5 separate regions of the Homo sapiens genome follow, and all the other regions are linked to region 1. The links are chromatin contacts, found by Hi-C or POLR2A ChIA-PET in ENCODE. All regions are on one chromosome and are shown on one strand. Each heading gives the region's core, a stretch centred on a gene start or an enhancer-like site at or near the end of the contact. The rest is flanking DNA. Distances are from core to core; before and after follow the strand shown. Region 1 holds the start of ZBED5-AS1 (ZBED5 antisense RNA 1). Region 2 holds the start of TMEM9B (TMEM9 domain family member B). Region 3 holds the start of ZNF143-AS1 (ZNF143 antisense RNA 1). Region 4 holds the start of WEE1 (WEE1 G2 checkpoint kinase). Region 5 has its middle 28 kb from the start of WEE1.

Region 1 (2,616 bases), core at 82-2,581:
CTCCCGCAATGACAAAATCCCTTGCTCTTCAAGCGCGACTGTACCCCCTTCCCAAAAACGATTTATGCATTTATGGTTAAAGTTCAAATGAAGCTGATTTAATAGAAATAATTTAAAAATAATAATGAGAATATATGGACAGCTTACTATAGGGTGAGATGATGTTGTAATTGACTTTAAAACATTTGGAACTAAATGTCAGTCCTAGGAAATTATGCACTCCTGTAAATTGTGCTATTAAGGGTTAGGTTTCTTTCAACACTTTAGATATTTGATCAGAAGCATATTTAAGAAAAACGAAAGCTGCCCTTGCTTTTGACCCCAAGTTGAGAATTTTCTATCATTGGTGCAGTGCCTGAAAATACGATCCAATCTTCATTTAGTCATTTGTACGGAGTCTGGAAAGGCTAAAACATTGCAAATAATAGGACCTACTCGTACTTTCCCCGCTTAAGAAGCGTATCTATTTCAAGGTGCCTATTTGGAAAAACAGACTCCAGGTCTCCACCACAGAACTTAACACAAAATGAAAGCACACAACCCGCAGCCTTTGGCTGTGGTGTTTTTGAAAACAAGGAAGGGCACAGAACCATGGCTTAAAATACCCGAAAGCTGCAGCCCACAAAAAGAGTATTTCAGGGCGGGTTGGCCGTTCCCTGCAGGCAAACGTTCGGTGCAGGCGGCCGGGCGTTCCTGCGGGGAGGGCGCCACTGTGATGCAAAGACATCAAGCGGACTTTCAGCTTGCCCGTGGACGCTGCGGTGCCGCTTTCCCTATCCAGTCCTGTTCCCGCGGCTCCCCAGCCTACCCCGGGCCGACCAAGAGGTCCGGCGGGGTCTGCGCCGCATCAGCGCCCGCTCGTCAGGCCTAGCCCTCCGCACAGCCAAGGCCGACCAGACCTCTAGACACTCCGTCGTCGGGTGTGGGGCGGAGAAGTAAAGGGCGAGTTTTCTTCCTAGATTCCAGTGGGAACCAAGAAAAGGAGTTGGCAGCTGTGTAAACTGGACCTGGGGTGCGGCCTCCGGGAACAAAAGAGGTGATAAATGCACAGCAGCCGAGGTTCTGCGTGCTCCTTTGGGGCCACTACGAATCCCCGTGAATCACCCCAGCCCGGGCAGAGGGCCAGAAATGATGAAAATGCAGATTCATGGCTTCCACTCCAGCCCTACAAGATCACCAACCGTATCTGGCAGTACCCAGGAATCTGCATTCTCGACAAGCGTCCGCGCCGACGGGGCTAGTGAAGTTTGAGAACAATTGCTTCCTACCCAGCCGCTCCGCTATCACCTAGGTAGCACGGCCGCTGCGGCTGAGGCTGTGACTGCGGCTGCGGCTGGGCCGCGCCTCAACCGAGCTTGGTCCTTTCCTTTGGTCCCGCCCCGCTGCTCAGCGCGGATTGGTGGCGGGACGCAAATCTGGCGCTGATTGGGCGGCGGCAGAGTCGCTCGTGAAGATTGTAGGGTTCGGGTGCTCTAGAGTGCTAAATTTATCTTCAGACCGGCGACCGCGCCAGCCGCGAATCGGATCTCTATGGAGATGGCCTAGGCGATATCCCTGAGCTGAGAGCATCACCCTGTCCCCGAATCCTTCTTTCCTCTCTGTTTTGTTTTTCATTCCCCTCCCTCTCTCCCCTCCCCCTCCAGTCCACGACGACTGGCTGTTGACCCTGTTCAGGCCTCGGTGAAGGTGAGAAGCAGAGCCGCCGCCGCGGCTAAGCGGTGCGCTCTGAAATGGCCGCTTCCTGGAACTGCCTAAGATGGCGGTCGCGGGCTCTGCTGTGGACCGCGGCGCTGCTGTGCAGCCCAGCCGCGGCAAAATCCGTTCTCTCCATCGCTGATGGAGATGAAATAGAGAGATGGTGTTGGGTGCTGAGACGTTTTCATGTGGTCGTTAGCGCAGGCGGCCGCCCGGGGACGCGAGAGAAGACCTGAGGCGAGGGTGGGCTGCGACTGGTAGGGAGCCCCCCAGTCGTGGCAATCTGTGGGCAGCGCGCACCTGTGACAGGGAGGAGCTGAGGGATAGTTGGCCCTGGCTGCACATCCAGGTGACCGTTTAAAAAAGCATTTAGGTGTTGGAAGGAGCATCTGTTCCCACCTTTTTGGCTGGCCTGCACTCAGATCCTGTCCTCCTGACCCTGAGGGTATTGTTCCCAGCCGGAACCGCCCGAAGATAGGGGAGAAAGGATTGTGATACTTGTCAGTTTAACCGGAAGGAGACTAAAGACGGAAGTTTTCCCCGCTCTTCAGGGAGTGGAAAGGAAACTTTACTCTCAAAGGAGTCCAGATTCTTTGTCCTCGAGAAATTCGGGGAAACACCTTCGAAGAGGTGGGGTTGAGGACCTTCTTTCTGAAAACAAAAGCTTCCTACTCTTCTGTGTCCTCTGGCAACGAGAGGGATCCTGATCTTTTACGTGAACCAGCAGCTCCACAGAGTTCTCCGTTGCAAAATCCAAAAGGAGACTGTGGAAGGAGAATCTGCTTTTTTGCTCCCAATAAGAAGCAGGGCTTTATGCTGTTGCTAGTATGAGACCCTCGACTTTCTGGCAGTTATAATCCATTGTTCATCCGTTTCGCTGCATAACCCAACTCCTAGTAACGAGATTTTTTAGTAGTTGGG
Region 2 (2,616 bases), core at 57-2,556, 1.9 Mb after region 1:
CTATAATCCCAGCAATTTGGGAGGCCGAGGCGGGCGGATCACAAGGTCAGGAGATCGAGACCATCCTGGCTAACACAGTGAGACCCTGTCTGTACTAAAAATACAAAAAAAAAAAAAGAAAAAGAAAAAGAAAAAAAAAATTAGCCGGGCGGCGTGGTGGCGGGCGCCTGTAGTCCCACCTACTAGGGAGGCTGAGGCAGGAGAATGGCGTCAACCCGGGAGGCGGAGGTTGCAGTGAGCCGAGATCGCGCCACTGCACTCCAGCCCGGGGGACAGAACGAGACTCCGTCTCAAAAAAAACAAAAAAATCTGTTTACAGAGGTAAAAACACGGGTATTACATGGAGCATAATTTGAAATCCATTCCCTCATATTCAGCCAAGAACTACAGGCCCAGAGAAGGGAAGTGATTTGCCAAAGGTCATTCAACAAATCCCTAGGGGCTGTGATGATCCGTGTCCTTGCCATTACCTCCCTTGTCTCCACTAACAAAAATATTTCAATGGGAGAATGTGCCGATCTAAGGCACTCCTAAAGTACTTGCTGAGAATGACAGCCCTGGGGAGACAGGTCGGCAGCCCTGAACAGGCACTGCCTTACCCGGGCGTAGTGCCCCAATTCGCCACCTCTTGGAGTCCTAGGCGGAGGATACTACTGGGGCAGTTGTTTCGCCAATTCCACATCTCCCGGAGCCTGGCCTGGCCCAGCCCAGCCCCGTCGCTGTGACCCACTTCCTAGCTGCAGGCTGGACCAAGGGGAGGCACATGGGGAGCTCCACAGGGAGGCCACGCCCACGAGGGCAGCTCACAGAATTAGAAAGCCGACGGGGTGCTGTGGTCAGGAGGCGCGTGGGCGGCAGGTTAGTACTTAAGGTGCAGAGACCACCCCCAACCCTTTGACTGGCGGTGGGCATCCCGGAAAGGCATGGCTCGGCCAATTCCAGCCCCGTTTCCACGCTCAGCACCCGCCCTGCCTGTGCGCGAACGGCTCCGGCCCGCACGGGTCGCCAGAGGCGACTGTGTGACACTCGGAGTTTGCTGGGGTCTCCGTGGGCGGGAGGACTTTCCAGCGCAATGGCGACTCCCTAAGCCCCGCAGCTTCTGCGCCCGGGAAAGATATCCAAGAGATGCAAAGCTCTACTGGGCCCAGGCTGCCACCCCAGAGGCCCCCTTCCGTCCCGGGGCCGGGGCTAGGCCAAGGCGGGCACCAGGACTGCCCAGCCTCCCGGCCCTTCGCACTGGTAACCGGTTCCGGGGCGGATGCTTTTTGCATCTGACCCGGCGCGCCCGGTGACGCCTTCGCGTCCAGACGGAAGTGCGGGCGGAGGATCCCCAGCCGGGTCCCAAGCCTGTGCCTGAGCCTGAGCCTGAGCCTGAGCCCGAGCCGGGAGCCGGTCGCGGGGGCTCCGGGCTGTGGGACCGCTGGGCCCCCAGCGATGGCGACCCTGTGGGGAGGCCTTCTTCGGCTTGGCTCCTTGCTCAGCCTGTCGTGCCTGGCGCTTTCCGTGCTGCTGCTGGCGCAGCTGTCAGACGCCGCCAAGGTGAGTCCCGCCCAGCCTCGCTCCTGACGGAAGCTCCTCCCCTACCACCGGCCTTGCGGAAACTGGGTCTGCCAACCTGCTCCTTGGCCCATTCCTGACAGCCATACGCCTGGCCTCACAGCTCCGGCAGACCCCCGCCGCCACCAGCCCCGCCCCTCCCGACTGCCCGGCGGCACTCTCGCCCTCAGCCCCGACAGCCTGGCAGGCAGCGCCCCACGGTCGTCCCCAGCCCCGACAGTGCCCACAGTCCGGACAGCAGCCCCCCACCGCCTTAACATTTCCCTTCCCAGCCCCGGCTGCACGCATCTTACACTTGACAACCTTTTCACCTCCGAGAGCCTTTAACTTTCCACCCTAAGCTCTTGACAGCCCACCTGCGCCCTCCGCCAGCCTCACAGGCCCCGCATGCCCCAAGCCAGAATGATAGGAAGCCCCCATCTGACAGAGCCTTCCCTGTCAAGGGCCGACTCAGCTCAGCTCACCCCTGAACACTTCCCTTCCTGTGGTGGGAACTTGCCCCTCCTGGCCTACTTCCCTCCCAATAGGGCCTACGGAGCATCTCTCACCTGCTTCATATTCTCACCTAACTCCCTCCACGAGTCCCTTGGTGCCTTTCTTGCTTTCTCTCTTCCTGATAATTTAGTGGGTAAGGGAAGAACCAAACTGCAAGAGAGGTGAGGTTGTGGCCTCCCTGGTTCGATTTCTTGACCTTCTAGTTCCCTCATACTGTTCTCTGGTGCCCCAGCTCTCCAGACCTGCCCTAGCTCCATGCATACCTGTGCTTCCTCTTTGATGAGCTAGCTCATCATTGGGGGAGAACAGAAGGGATTCACATTAGTATGATGGGAAAACAGAATGACATTGCGTTTTTAAAAATAAGAGCTTTAATTTATAATATCTTTAAATGTAGGAGTGGGGAAAGGTTACAGGCAGGCAAATGTTTTTGATTCAGAGATTCTTTTTGAAACCATCTCTACCTCCTACCAGAAACAGGGACAGCAGCACGTCTCCTGACTTTGAAAACATTGCTGGCACCCTCTGCATATCTTGCCTCATAACTTTATGTATTGTGATCAT
Region 3 (2,616 bases), core at 1-2,500, 1.4 Mb after region 1:
TTCTCACTTGATTATATCAGCTGATTTAGACACTTCCAAAGCAAAGGCTGACGCTGATTTTAAACAAATAATGGGCTGGCAATGGTATTCTTCTTTCCTCTTTTTAACTTCGTTATTATGTGGAAAAAACAAATGTCCAAAGCAAAAGGGGAAGGAATAAAAACTAGTTCGCGTTCCACAATAATACGTTTCAAAGAGACTTATAAGAATTTGTTCACTCTTTTGGCCAAAACTGGAGAAAAGGGAGGATAAAATTGTAAATTTCTAATATCCGATGTTAGACCTCAGTAACCTTTTTTTTTTTTTAATAGAAGAAAGGGTGAGGGGGAAACAATCTGCCCACGATACGCATGGGAAGCAAGCGCTAGGTGAGACCGGCAGGTCCTGGGAGGGCCTGGGCCAGCCCTGTCCCCGGCGCCCCCGCTGCGGCCTGGTGTGGCCCGTGGGCCCGGCGTCCCAGGCGGCGGAACTCTGCCTCGGCGGCGCCTGGGGACTCGCTCTGCGCGGAGGTCAGGCCGAGAAACGCGGCCAAGGCTCCCGAGGGCTCCACCCTCCCCTCTTTCACTCCCTCCCCTTGGCGGTCCCCTGAGGGAAACAGGCGGGGCGCATCGCTCAGAGACAAGCTGGGGGGAGTTGAGTCCTCAACGAAAAAAGCTCCGCCGCCTAGAGTGGCGGCCGCGGGTTATTAATAAACTCCGCTTCTGCCCAGACGCCGCTACCGCGGCCGGCCCATAAAATCGGCAAGGCCTGCGGCGGAGGCTGAGCAGCGGGAGCCGGAGCCCGGGCCCAAGCGGGCCCGCGCCGCCGCGCTGAGGGCGGCGGCCAGGCGGAGAATAATGCACACTGGGTAAAAACACATTTATATACGAACCTCCGAGAAAATTTTCCAACAATTCCTTCGTCCGACCACCATGCACCAGGACAGGAAACAGCCGTCCGGCCCCCAGGCCCCGCAACCCGCATAGTGTGTCTGAGGCCCGCCCCCAGCTTCCATTGGGCTGTCATTACATCACTCACAGGACGCTTCCGGTTTTCCATTGGCCCACGTTTGGTCGACGCGAAAGAAAACCGCCCTAGCCGCGCCCACTCAACTGACGTCAGCCAAGCCTGACTTTACAGCCCGCCCCTGAGTGGCTCGCGCAAAGTGCAGAATCAAAGCTCCTGTGTCTGACTGGTTGACATAACCGCTTATCCCAGACGGACCCCGCCTCACTGACTAGCGAGTCATACCGATTCTGGGGCCCCAGCGGGAGGCGCCATTTTGTAGCGAGGGAGGGAGGCTGGTCCTTGTGATTACCCGGGAGGGAGCCGGGGTGACGAGCGCCATTTTCCCCACAGGGGCGAGGAGGCGGCTTTGGTTCTCCCGGTGGGCTTGCCGGAGTGCGTTCTGCAGACCAGAAGGGCTTTGTCTGGCGATTGCTGAATGCTCAATAGCAGCCTGCTGGGAGGGAAGTCGAAGGGAGAAATAGGACAGAAAGAGAGACCTGACCTCTCCCTGGAGGCTCTCAGTGTCGGCCGAGGCCCTTGGTCTTGCTCTAGGGCTCTGCATTCCCGAGAGCTGCTGTATGCCGGGGATTGGCTTCCAAGCCTGCCTGAGCTTCTCCAGTCTCCCGGGCATCGCCATGCGGTGGGAGGGTGAGCCTTCCTCTCCTGCTGAAATTCCGGCGGCTTGGCAACCGGCCGGGGGGTCTTGGATTCCTCGGGGAGACACCACTGATGCTTTGTGGTTTCACGTAATTTGGATTTAAAAGTTGAAGGCGTCAGAAATGGTTGTCGCTACGGTCTTTTGTATGTTCTTGTGTTGCGAACTAATAAAGGAAAGTCAAAAGGGTGGGAGAAGCATTCAGTCTGGTTCCCTAAAGTTACTAAGAATGGATACAAATTAGTTGTGGCCGTTGCGGTTAATGCTTCTTGTAGCTCTTAACCCAGCCCTTTCTAAACCTTTGGATATACTTACTAGTCAGTTCCGAAGGTACTCAGTACAAATTTGCGTTGGCGCACCAGGCCGACTAAAGATGAGGTGGGTGTATTAGACTCAAAATTTCTTAAGTCGGCCAGGGGGTAGAATTGAGCTACCAAGAGAATGAGAGACTACCCTGTTGTAACAGATTTGGATCGCGCTTAGAAAAACAGGGAGAAAGCTGGATGATGTTCAACTTAATGTCTTGCATTTCAGACGATTATCGAATGGACGGGGATAAATAAAAACGATGTTACAGATAGCCCTCTAAGTGTGGATAGTAAATATTTTGATTTACAATTAAGCCTACCTTGAGGTGCAGGCCCTAACCAACGGATAGTTGAGTAATAGGGGCCTAGACGCCAATGGAAAGAAAATGGGACTTTAAGCTTTGTTTGAACATATATTCTGTTAATAAAGAAGTTTAAATCAGTTCGGATTACTGTTTTTTGTTTGTTTGTTTGTTTTTTGAGACGGAGTCTCGCCCTGTAGCCCAGACTGCAATGCAGTGGCACGATCTCAGCTCACTGCAACCTCCGCCTCCCAGGTTCAAGCGATTTCTCCTGCCTCAACCTCCTGAGTAGCTGGGACTACAGGCGCCCACCATCACGCCCGGCTAATTTTTCTGTTTTTAGTAGAGACGGGGTTTCACCATG
Region 4 (2,616 bases), core at 75-2,574, 1.3 Mb after region 1:
TCCACGCCACACGACACGACACGATCAGGGCGGGACAATTATTTTTCTTTAAACTCCTTCTGCCCGCGCCGCCCAAATTACAGGCCCGATCGCCGCGTTTAAAAGGCATCCTATGGCTCGGGAGTGTCAGGTGGCCGGGCCGGCACCCTCCAGCATCCTCGCGAACCGCGTTATCGGTGCCGCACTCGGGGCTGACACGCTCGGGGCGGCCCGGACTCAACGGGCGGCAAATCCTTGGCCACCCGGACGGGCCGATCGGCCCCTTTGTAAGATGAAGTTCCAGACGAGGCCCATTGTTCAGTTACATAATCTCAACGGACAACCTCGGGGCAGGGCCAAACACAAGGGCTGCCAACTTTGGGGGGCGGCGCAGGAAAGCGAGGGGGGAGCGGCCGGCCGCTTCTGTAACCGAACCCAGGCAGCGGCGCTGGCCCCTCCGGCGCCGCGGCCCCGGCCGCCGGGTGCCCGCGCCCGCCGCTCTCACCTTGGGCGTGTGCGGGGTGTCGAAGAGTCGCAGCTTGCGGAAGGTCTTGTGTGGCGGGGTGCCCGGGTGGTCCGGCCGCGGCGAGCGGCGGCCTTCGCCCGCCCGGCGCGCCCCGCAACCCCGCGGCGACGCATCTCCTGGGCCGCCGCAGCGCACCGGCGAGAAAGAGCTACCCAGGAAGTAGGGGGCCGCCGGCGACTTGACCGGCGACGAGGAGCCGAAGCCCTCCTCCTCCCACGAGTCGCCCTCCGCCCCACCGCCCGCCTCGTCCGCGCCCGGGCAGGCGCCGGGCAGCAACAGGTCCTCCTCCAGCTCGCCGGGGCTGCCGGGGGCCGGCCCGGGCGAGCGGCGGCGCTCGGGCCCGGGCTCCGTGGGGCTCCGCGCGGGCGGCAGCGGCGAGTCGGGCTCTTGAAAGGCCGAGTCCTCCCCGGTGCTGTGGCCGCTGCCCTCCTCCTCCTCCTCTTCTTCCTCCTCCTCACAGTCGCTGCAGGGCGAGAAGATCAGCTTCTGCCGCAAGGTGCAGGCCGCCCCGGCGCGGCGGGGTGGCGGCGGCTGCTGTCGGCTCAGGAAGCTCATCGCGGCCCTGGGGACGGGGCCGAGGACAGGAGAGCGGAGGCCTGCGGGGTCCAGGACACTGCGGGCCTGGGGGCGGGTCCGCCACGTGCGGCTGGGCGCGCCTAGTCGCAGCCGCGGCGTCTCTGCGCGGCGGCGGCCTGCGGCTCCGGGGCGCTCGGGCTGCGGACGGTGGCGGCAGCGGCGGCGCGGACTTTCCGGCAGAGGCGGGGCGGCCCGAGCACCGAGGCTGAGGTCTCCTCAGGTCCAGTCTCAGGTTCGGGCTCCGCGGCTTCCCGCGACCGTTAACCACGTGAGTGCCCAGTCCACCAATCCCAGTGCAGCTCCGGGTTTGAAAAAAAAAGGAGGGCGCGACGTAGCCCGCGGGGGAAGGACCAGCTACGCGATTTTGGCGGGAACCCGCTGGCTCCACCCCCGGCTCGGCGCCAGCCAAGTCTGGGCGGGCTGTGGTGTTCCGGGCCTATGAGCGAGCCTGGGGCGGCGGGGGGCCCGGCCCGGCGCCGCCCGAACACCGCCCGGACGGGGCTGGGCCTTCTGGGAGGGGCAAAAGAGAGCTGGATTCGCCTAAGCCGACCCGAAAGCCGGCCTGGACGCACCCCCCTCGCTGCTCCTCCGGTGCTGGGGGATCTGAAGAGGGGCAGGCGGCCGGGCAGCGCCTCCGGGTCTCTGCGAGCTGGGAAGAGCCAGGGACCGAATGGCCTTCGGCCGCTGCCCTCGGAGGCCGCTTCTTGCCCCTCGTCCCCTGGGGCGAGCCACTGGGGCGTAGTGGGCGTGGCAGTGGGCAGCCACGTTCAGGGTCGAGGTCTGAGCCGGAAATGGTGACTCGGGCCTCGGGACCTTTCTGAACTGCGGGAGCCGATGTGCTTAGGCTGGACACTGGCTGGGAGGAGGCCTCCGAGCCCCATTATTTCCCCGGGGTGGGTGACTGTTAGGGGCGGGTGTCAGCACAGCGAGAAGAGCTCTCCCAAGCAGGGGTCCACCTCTGCCGACCTTGTCCGCGGCCAAAAGAAACAGCAGCACAGTTGCCCACCACGAAACCAAGTGCCCGGCACACGATCTCCGTGTTTACATTTGTTCGCCAGCACGTGGGCATGCGTTGGCAAAACCGATTGGCCCGGCTCGCGGCAAACTCAAACGCAATTTTAAAAAATTTCCCTAGTGCTTCGTTAAACTGATTTAATCTGTCCCTTAATGCACTTACACGTTTCTTCCAGTTTTCTTTTTTCTTTCTTTGTTTATTTATTTTTTTTTTTTTTTCTGAGACGGGGTCTTGCTCTGTCACCCAGGCTGGAGTGCAGTGGCACGATCTCGGCTCACTACAACCTGCAACCTCCGCCTTTAGAGTTCAAGCGATTCTCATGCCTCAGCCACCCGAGTAGCTGGGATTACAGGCGGCTGCCACCACACCTGGCTAATTTTTGTATTTTTAGTAGAGACGAACTTCCCAATGTTGGCCAGGCTGGTCTCCAACTCCTGATCTCAAGTGATCCGCCCGCCTCGGCCTCTCAAAGTGCTGGAATTACAGACGTGAACCACCGCTCCCGGCCTCTTCCAGTTTT
Region 5 (2,616 bases), core at 49-2,548, 1.3 Mb after region 1:
TTTTTAGTAGAAATGGGGTTTCGCCATGTTTCCCAGGCTGGTCTCAAACTCCTACACTCAAGCCATCTCCCTGCCTTGGCCTCCCAAAGTGCTGGGATTACAGGGGTGAGCCATCATGCCCAGCCGCTAAGTGTTTTTCAATTCTTTCCCACAACACAGTCAAATAGCCTTAGTACGTTGCCCATGATAATGAGGTCATGTGCCAAAACACGTAAGAACATGGCTGAGACCTCTCTCCTTGCTCTGTCAGTCCCTCAGGCCCCTGGGCTGTCCTCTGTCTCCTGGCTTCCAAGGCCTCAGCCCCTCTCCCAGGCTGCTTGCAAAAGTGTCTACCCAAACCCTCCCTCTGTGTTTGCTCCCTCTGAGTTGATCTCTTTTCTTATTATGCCCAAAGGGAGAGCCTTGAAGTCTTCTGGAAGGGAAACATCTACAGATGTAAATCTGCACGTGCTCCGTAAGAAGACTGGAGGTTGAGGAAGGGTTTCCTTCTAAGATCTGGTGCAGCCGGGAGTGGTGGCTCACGCCTGTAATCCCAGCACTTTGGGAGGCCAAGGCAGGCGGATCTCTTGAGCCCAGGAGTTCAAGATCAGCCTGGCCACTATGGCAAAACCTCATCTCTACAAAAATACTAAAATTAGCCGGGCACAGTAACTCCGGTAATCCCAGCTATTCAGGAGGCTGAGGCAGGAGAATCGCTTGAACCCAGGAGGCAGAGGTTGCAGTGAGTCAGGACCGCACCACTGCACTCCAGCCTGGGTGACCAGAGTAGAACCCTGTCTCAAAAAAAAAAAAAAAAAACCAAAAACCAAAAAACAAGCAAACAAACAAAAAAACCTAGTGCAGAAGAATAGGTGAGGGGAAGGGGCATTTGTGTTGCAGACTCCCCACGTGGGTCTGGGTCCCTCCCCGGGTGAGGGTATTTTCTGCCCCCCTAGATGTGTGAGCCAATGTGTGTGTGTGTGTGTGTGTGTGTGCGTGTGTGTATGTGGTCATGCATGAGCCTGTGTGACAGACCAACTGCATGCAACTGACAAGTGGGCAGCTGAGAGTGGGCAGTGATTGTCCCAGGCCCTTCCCACTCACTCCAGGTGCAAGCCGGGATCCAAGCCTTCTGCCTCTGGCTTGCAATTGAATTTGACATCTGCACTGGCCCTTGCTGCTCCCTAAGGTTTGAGCTCTTATTCACCTTCTGGCCACTTTGGTTAGCATCTCCTCCTCTAGTTTCAGCTTTCACATTAAACCGCAAACCCAGCCTGTGGGAAAGTCCTCCAGTCAACCTCACACCAGCAACACTCTTGGGGCTCAGCAGGAAATATGCATACTACTTCCTGTCGGGGAGGGAGCTAGATTCTTCCTGGTGCTGTCTGGACACCAAAGAGTAAGAAAGATAGAGAAGCAGCTGCTCTGCCAAAGGGGAAGAAATGCTCAGCTCCGAAGTACAGCTCTGCCCTCCACCACCAGCCTCCAGCTCTGTCTCTGCTGGGGCCACTCAGCATTCGGGAACCAAGAGATAGGAAGGGACCCAAGGGGACCTGTGGGTGGTAATGCTCAAGACTCAGGCACAAGGGCCTGGGCACAGAGGAGGCAGCACCAGGAACACTGGAGACAGGGGGATGGTGCAGGGGACATGAGGGACAGTGCCTAGATCAAGCCTGCTGAAGGAGCAGACGGCAGAGCTGGTGTTGCAGCAAGAGCAGCTGCTCTGGGCCCTTGCCAGAAGAAGATGGGGCTCCGAAGAGGACAGCATTGCAATGGTGACACAAGTCCTTCTCTTCTTTTCTTCCCAGGGTTGTTGTGACTCATTCCTTGATGGAAAAAGCCTAAGCTCTCTTATATACATTCCTTTCATTTGCTCATTCATCAATATTTTCAGCTTTGGTCTGAACAAGAATAAACAGAAATTCATATTTTTCAGAAGTTTGCTTATTGCAGAATTGAAACCCAGCAATGGAAAACATGAATCTGGCAGTGAAACTGGCTTCACTGGCAGTGAAACACACTATGCTCTTGCCACCCTAATAACCTGCACAGCTGCATTCCTCTGGGCCTTGTTCATGATGATGGATCCCGCTACCTAGGAAACCCTTCTGCCTCATCCACTTAGCAAACTCTTATCCATCTTTCAAGCCCTAGATGAGGTGTCGCCTCTCCTGCGAACAGCAATACCCAGCTCTTTATCCCGTGGATTCATTGCTTACCATTTGGTCCCCATAGTGACCTATGCTTGCCACAAAAGGACATTATTTTATTGTATATGGTTAGTTGTTTCTGCCTAATACCTCCACTACACTGTGTACAATGGAGAAGGAAGAAGGATTATCTTGTTTGTATTTGTATCTGTGTCTAGCACTAGCTAGTAACTGCTCAGCATTCAGGTACCAGGAGAAAGAAGGGGACCTGGGGTTGACATTGCCCAAGTCTCAGGCACAGAGGCCTGGGCACAGAGGAGACAGCACCAGAACACTGGGAGCAGGAGGATGGCGCAGGAGACATGAGGGTGCAAGGACTAGCACAGTGCAAGTCCTTAAAGTAAATGTTGCTGCACATGGTGGCTCACACCTGCAATCCCAGCACTTTGGGAGGCCAAGGTGGGCAGATGGCTTGAGCTCAGGACTT

Evidence for each region. Hi-C counts contacts between places; a loop is a spot of excess contacts on that map. ChIA-PET counts read pairs that join two places held with the same protein, here RNA polymerase II (POLR2A). Pooled maps may share reads with other maps.
Region 2: a map with no recorded cell type shows a loop between it and region 1 (9-fold over the local background). The contact joins the promoter of TMEM9B here to the promoter of ZBED5-AS1 in region 1. A Hi-C loop is called at or near these places in 2 of 37 single-sample maps with no recorded cell type and 8 of 50 pooled maps. POLR2A ChIA-PET finds 5 or more read pairs at or near these places in 1 of 52 experiments (CD4-positive, alpha-beta T cell).
Region 3: a loop to region 1 is called in a map of CD4-positive, alpha-beta T cell, with 8 times the contacts of the local background. The contact joins the promoter of ZNF143-AS1 here to the promoter of ZBED5-AS1 in region 1. A Hi-C loop is called at or near these places in 4 of 168 maps with a recorded cell type or tissue (CD4-positive, alpha-beta T cell, CD4-positive, alpha-beta memory T cell, CD8-positive, alpha-beta T cell and 1 more), 2 of 37 single-sample maps with no recorded cell type and 13 of 50 pooled maps. POLR2A ChIA-PET finds 5 or more read pairs at or near these places in 3 of 52 experiments (CD4-positive, alpha-beta memory T cell, CD8-positive, alpha-beta T cell and activated B cell).
Region 4: a map of B cell shows a loop between it and region 1 (10-fold over the local background). The contact joins the promoter of WEE1 here to the promoter of ZBED5-AS1 in region 1. A Hi-C loop is called at or near these places in 3 of 168 maps with a recorded cell type or tissue (B cell, CD4-positive, alpha-beta memory T cell and naive thymus-derived CD4-positive, alpha-beta T cell), 2 of 37 single-sample maps with no recorded cell type and 13 of 50 pooled maps. POLR2A ChIA-PET finds 5 or more read pairs at or near these places in 3 of 52 experiments (CD8-positive, alpha-beta memory T cell, HepG2 and activated naive CD4-positive, alpha-beta T cell).
Region 5: a pooled map shows a loop between it and region 1 (4-fold over the local background). The contact joins the enhancer-like site here to the promoter of ZBED5-AS1 in region 1. A Hi-C loop is called at or near these places in 7 of 50 pooled maps. POLR2A ChIA-PET finds 5 or more read pairs at or near these places in 2 of 52 experiments (Caco-2 and MCF 10A).

Annotation. Positions count from the first base shown.
Region 1 is chr11:10,856,932-10,859,547 of GRCh38, reverse strand. ZBED5-AS1 (ZBED5 antisense RNA 1) reads right to left here and starts at 1,331. Exons shown (of 3, transcript NR_034137.1): 1 at 1,182-1,331. ZBED5 (zinc finger BED-type containing 5) reads left to right here and starts at 1,495. Exons shown (of 3, transcript NM_001143667.2): 1 at 1,495-1,686. RefSeq lists enhancers at 23-658, 1,060-1,149, 659-1,296, 1,450-1,829.
Region 2 is chr11:8,963,132-8,965,747 of GRCh38, reverse strand. It overlaps TMEM9B (TMEM9 domain family member B), which reads left to right and starts at 1,306. Exons shown (of 5, transcript NM_020644.3): 1 at 1,306-1,539. The coding sequence starts at 1,435. TMEM9B-AS1 (TMEM9B antisense RNA 1) reads right to left here and starts at 1,073. Exons shown (of 5, transcript NR_073431.1): 1 at 600-1,073. RefSeq lists silencers at 1,113-1,612, 1,653-1,842.
Region 3 is chr11:9,459,332-9,461,947 of GRCh38, reverse strand. It overlaps ZNF143-AS1 (ZNF143 antisense RNA 1), which reads left to right and starts at 1,250. Exons shown (of 1, transcript NR_036539.1): 1 at 1,250-2,392. It overlaps ZNF143 (zinc finger protein 143), which reads right to left and starts at 936. Exons shown (of 16, transcript NM_003442.6): 1 at 872-936. RefSeq lists a silencer at 343-552 and enhancers at 1,323-1,402, 1,463-1,562, 1,653-1,732, 1,932-2,567.
Region 4 is chr11:9,572,378-9,574,993 of GRCh38, reverse strand. It overlaps WEE1 (WEE1 G2 checkpoint kinase), which reads right to left and starts at 1,324. Exons shown (of 11, transcript NM_003390.4): 1 at 485-1,324. The coding sequence starts at 1,060. RefSeq lists silencers at 702-801, 1,092-1,301, 1,322-1,671 and an enhancer at 1,246-2,098.
Region 5 is chr11:9,600,258-9,602,873 of GRCh38, reverse strand. No RefSeq gene overlaps it. Among named protein-coding and RNA genes, the nearest start is that of WEE1, 28 kb to the right of the region's middle. RefSeq lists enhancers at 1,460-1,689, 1,750-1,919, 1,579-2,132, 2,180-2,259. Within about 2 kb of position 1,298, at least 17 of the 41 ENCODE cell types and tissues checked have a DNase peak (open chromatin) inside an H3K27ac peak, as active enhancers do.